Regions from separate parts of the Homo sapiens genome. Here region 2 is linked to region 1. Evidence: chromatin contacts called from ENCODE Hi-C or POLR2A ChIA-PET data. All regions are on one chromosome and are shown on one strand. Each heading gives the region's core, a stretch centred on a gene start or an enhancer-like site at or near the end of the contact. The rest is flanking DNA. Distances are from core to core; before and after follow the strand shown.

Evidence for each region. Hi-C counts contacts between places; a loop is a spot of excess contacts on that map. ChIA-PET counts read pairs that join two places held with the same protein, here RNA polymerase II (POLR2A). Pooled maps may share reads with other maps.
Region 2: a pooled map shows a loop between it and region 1 (6-fold over the local background). The contact joins two enhancer-like sites. A Hi-C loop is called at or near these places in 2 of 168 maps with a recorded cell type or tissue (Caco-2 and pancreas) and 6 of 50 pooled maps. POLR2A ChIA-PET finds 5 or more read pairs at or near these places in 4 of 52 experiments (BJ, H1, activated CD4-positive, alpha-beta T cell and 1 more).

Annotation. Positions count from the first base shown.
Region 1 is chr17:80,603,903-80,606,450 of GRCh38, forward strand. The region is part of intron 1 of RPTOR (regulatory associated protein of MTOR complex 1); the gene reads left to right. Among named protein-coding and RNA genes, the nearest start is that of RPTOR, 60 kb to the left of the region's middle. Within about 2 kb of position 1,281, at least 2 of the 41 ENCODE cell types and tissues checked have a DNase peak (open chromatin) inside an H3K27ac peak, as active enhancers do.
Region 2 is chr17:80,648,604-80,651,151 of GRCh38, forward strand. All of the region lies in intron 3 of RPTOR (regulatory associated protein of MTOR complex 1), which reads left to right. Among named protein-coding and RNA genes, the nearest start is that of RPTOR, 110 kb to the left of the region's middle. Within about 2 kb of position 1,273, at least 10 of the 41 ENCODE cell types and tissues checked have a DNase peak (open chromatin) inside an H3K27ac peak, as active enhancers do.

The DNA.
Region 1 (2,548 bases), core at 31-2,530:
TGGAAAACAGTTGAGGCACAGCGAACCCCACTTACTAGTTAGGGTGGTGGGAATCCTCCAGAAATCCAAGTCCGCAGACCCCAGCCACGGGCCACCCCTGTAAGCAGGGCTTTGAAAGGAGGGCTGCTGGGGCCTGCTTTCTTAACCCTCTTCTGCACAGATACCAACTTATCCTTTCCTTTCTGATTAATGTCTCTCAAACACAGACGGGGGAATAAAAACCTGAAAACAAGCGAATATTGACATGTACATCACCACTTTCAATCAGCTATTTTCAACCAAGTGCTGAAGTATAATACAGTTGTAGTCACAAAGGGGAAGTAGCAGGTATGTTGCAAGAAAAAACTTATTAGAATTGTATGTTAACTTGGATAGAAACAGAACTTTTCTGAGCTTATGTGCTGTGCAGATACAGAATGCTGGCAGAGTTACTTCTGTGAGAACATCATTGAATTACAATTAAATATTAAGTACCTATAAAATATCTTTGCATTACAAAAGTGGTTAAAGTAACTTTCTCAGTCTTCATAAATGTAGATAGTATCTTTGGACAAAATAATGAGTTAGTCTTTTGATGGAACAGGAGAAGCAGGAGAAAATTGTTCCAGGAGCAGGGTTGCTGACGATGCTGTCCCTGTTGGTCCAGAAGGTAAAATCCTCCTGTATTAGTCTGTTCTCACGCCGCTAATAAAGACATACCAGAGACAGGGTAATTTATAAAGGAAAGAGGTTTAATGGAATCACAGTTCCTCATGGCTGGGGAGGCCTCACAATCATGGCAGAAGGTGAATGAGGAGCAAAGTCGCGTCTCACATGGTGGCAGGCAAGAGAGCTTGTGTAGGGGAACTCCCCTTTATAAAAACATCAGATCTTGTGAGACTTATTCACCATCATGAGAACAGCACAGGAAAGATCCATCCGCGCGATTCAATTACCTCCCACCAGGCCCCTCCCACGACACGTGGAAATTATGGGAGCTACAATTCAAGATGAGAACACAGAGCCAAGTCATATCTTTTTTTTTTTCCCCTTTTTTTTTTGAGAGGGTGGGTCTTATTATGTTGCCCAGCTGGTCTTTAGCTCCTGGGCTCATGTGATCCTCTTGCCTCGTCCTCCCAAAGTGCTGGGATTATAGGTGGGAGCCACCACACCTGGCTGATTTTCTCTTATGGGTTGGAGTAAGGTATGGCCAAGACGGTTAAGACGATCCATGTCCTGTGGGATGGCCCATGTTTCACCAGCACTCAGATGCCCTGGGGCTCGGGGCTTATGGGCAGTTTTGCTAATTCTCAAAGTTAAGTTTTCAGCTGGGTGAAGAAGGAAGAAAGGCTGTTTCGTTGAACTCAGTGTTGAGGAGAGCAGTGACTGACAGCAGTGGATGTGCTCTCATCCTCCTGCTTTTACTGGGAGAGGGGCTTTGTGATGGCAGGTGTATAACCTCTCAGGTTTTATTTCTTTTACATTAAGAAAAAAGAAGGTGGGGAGGTGGTGGGTGACAGAGCAGGTGATACGTGAGAGTCAGTGAAAATGCACTGCTGGGAGCTAGAGAGCCTGCGCAGGGTTTTTCCGTTACTGTGTCCGTGATGAGTTGAGGAAACCGTGTCTCAGTTCTGGACCATGGCCGAGAGGAAGTGCATAGTCTTAAGTCTCTTATCTAGTGATCATCAACACAAATGGGGCATACCGGCTGCAAAACAGAGTTGGGTACCAGTGAGGCCTAGACCACCTGGGCGTTTCTCTTCCAGAGCTACAGTTCCTAGGTGTAAAATAGAGCTGGTGATATACACCTTGCCAGGTTATTTGAAAATGCAAAGCACCCAGCACAGTGCCTGACACATGGGAGGCAGTCACAGACCCATCTGTGCTCAGTTGCTCATGACGAATGCCCGTTATGTCTCAGGCACGGACTAGCTGTGCAGTAAGAGGGAGCTCTGAGTCAGACGGAGGGTGGATTTGCTCTTTGGGCACTGGTGTAGCTCTGGATCTGATTGTCCTTCATTATCTAGGTTTTGGAAATGTGAGTCATTATGTAAAGCTTGAGGTGTTGGTAGGTGCTAGGTGAATCAAGTGTGGTGGTGGTGTTTTCTATGCGTGTCTCTTACCAATAGACTTTTGTTTTTGTTTTTTGAGATGGCGTCTCGCTCTGTCGCCCAGGCTGGAGTGCAGTGGTGCGATCTGGGCTCACTGCAAGTTCCGCCTCCCGGGTTCACGCCGTTCTCCTGCCTCAGCCTCCCAAGTAGCTGGGACTACAGGAACCCACCACCATGTCCGGCTAATTTTTGTATTTTCAGTAGAGACGGGGTTTCACCATGTTAGCCAGGGTGGTCTCGATCTGCTGACCTCGTGATCCACCCGCCTCGGCCTCCCAAAGTGCTGGGATTACAGGCATGAGCCACGGTGCCTGGCCTTTTTTTTTTTTTTTTTTTGAGACAGGGCTTTCTGAGACTCCAGGAGTGGTCTATCATGCCCTGCTAATTTTTTTATTTTTTGTTTCTTTTAGAGATGAGTGTTATGTTGCCCAGGCTGGTCTGGAACTCCTGGTACCAGT
Region 2 (2,548 bases), core at 23-2,522, 45 kb after region 1:
TCCACTTGTCTTCTTTCCCCTGGGATGATTAGACAGGCCTCTGCTTTGTGGGCAAAGCAATTGGTATCAGCACAAGTCACTCGCTTCCTTGTGCCCCCCACCCCCAAATGTTTTGGAATGAATTTTATAGATGGATGCTGATATGGCTTGGCTGTGTCCCCACCCAGATCTCATCTTGAATTGTCACTCCCACAATTCCCACGTGCCATAGGGGGAACCCAGTGGGAGGTAATCGAATCATAGGGGCGGGTCTTTCCTGTGCTGTTGTCCGTAGTGAACAAGTCTCACGTCCCTGCACGAGCTCTCTCTTGCCTGCCACCATCCATGTAAGATGTGACTTGCGCCTCCTTACCTTCCGCCATGATTGTGAGACCTTCACAGCCATGTGGAACTATAAGTCTATTAAACCTCTTTCTTTTGTAAATTGCCCAGTCTTGGTTATGTCTTTATCAGCAGCATGAAAATGGGCTAATACAGATGCAGTCAAGACGCATAAATCAGTGGGTTCTACCTTTTCTTAGGATTTTCAGGCTCAGATATGGATAATCGGGGAAGAAGCAGCTAAGTTGCCCTAGGACAGTACTCCACACCTGGAGGTGCTCCAAAGCTATTCATGGAACAGCCCAAGGTGGACCGTTACTCGCTGTGACTCCTGCTTGGGGCATTCACGTTGCGACATTAGTTCCAAATTGACAGTCCAGTTCAGCTGGTGAAAATGGCCCTATAATTGCGATTGGCAGCATCCCTTGGCGTGCGGCCCTGATGCCATTACCATTCCATCATCCATCCCGTCTTGCTGTCTGCCCTGCCGCCAGCCCTCCCTCCTCCTGCCCAAACTCACCTGACTTTCTTCTCTGTGGGTCCTAAGGTTGGGCTTCATCCACCTTGAGTTTCTGTGACAAGCTGCCAGTGAGGACTCATGGGCAAAGGCAGAACTGTGGGTGGATGGCTCACAGCTTGCATAATTCAGTACCTGGTGTGAAGCACTTTGCCTGTGTACTCATTAAATTTGCAGGACGGTACAGACAATATCTTCTGGTGGTCTTGGGGTTAACTGTGGTGCTTTGACAGTTTCACTTAACTGCTTACTGCCCAGAAAGTTAAGAACTGTTCCTATGATCAATGTTTTTACTTATATTTTTGCCTTGGCCTCAGCAGTGCTCTCCCACTTCGTCTTCCCTCCTTTCTAGTGCTTCTCGCCTGAAAGCTTTTCCACGTGCGTGCCGTGTTCAGTGAGAACTCTGATTCATGCTCTTCAGCCAGAAGCCTTCGTAGTCAGCCCTGCCCACGCACTTCCTGCCTTGCCCTGTCCCCAGAGGCCATGGTATTGGAAGCAGCTTCCTGGAAGCAAGCTTAGATTATGCGAAGCAGTTTATTCCGGACTCTTTAGACCAATTGCACCAGAGCATAAAGGTGTTGTCACCTACTGCTATCCCTCCGAATACCTTAGTGACATGACCTATAAATTCTTTTAGGCACACCAAAGACATTACAGAAAGAAGAATGAAAGAAAGGCATGGTTCTGCAGCCTCCTGGAGGATGGCAGCCTGTTGTGACTAGACTCCTCAGGGTTTCAGTCCATTAGAGCTGGTCCCAGAGGGGACCCCTGCTGGCCAGCCCTGTGTTGGACTCTTGCTCTCCGAGGCCACCTAGGGGATTCACTAGAGAGCCCATTTGGGATTGAAGAGCACGCGTGTTGACTAGAGTGGGTTGCAGCATGGGCCGCAGCCTGTTTAAACACTGCCTAGGGAAGATTGGTGGAGTCCGCCTCCTCCCTTCTGCCTCGTAGGTCCGCAGAGTCGTGCTGGGCTCACCGCTCCTTCCCTTTCTGGGCGGGAGCGCCCCTCTCACTGGTAGGGGAGCTCCCTGGGAAATGTGGTCTCCTTTCTACCAGTGCACTGAGGGGTGGGGTGGGGAGAGCTTAACTGTGGAAAGAATGCGAACTGGTTTAGTTCTGGCTTTGCCACTTCTTAGAAATGTAACTCTGGACAAATTACTATTTAAACTTTTAAAATTTGTACATGCAAATGAGAGTTAATGGACAGAATAAAAGTATATAAAGCATTTGCACCAGGGAGGCCATGGTGGTTGGTCATCAGATCCTTACTTCCCATCCCTTTCTGTCCCTTATCCCTTCCTCTCCCTCATGGTTGAGGTGGTGGAGGCCCCTCCCAGAACATTCTGCCCAGGAGTCTTGCTGCCTTAAGCCCCTCCCCATCCTGCCTTATCTCTGGTTTTATCCTCTTGCGGGGATAACTGCATTCCTGACTCTTCCTCTATTAATTGACCTACTTGAAGTGTAATACTTTTAGAGAGAAGTAGGGGCTTAACTCTGTCCTTAACAGGCCTCTCGAGGATATTATCTCTCATCATCATGTTCCCTTTAACAAGGGAGTTGTCTGTGTGTATGACAAATTGCAAATGAGGACCCCCCACCGTCAGGCTGGGGACTAAAACTGTAGCTCAGCTGTTGTCGTTTCACAGATCTCACGTGCCATGTGTGTTTCCTGAGTTAACTTGGGGACCGTGATACAGAGCGATGCGGAGA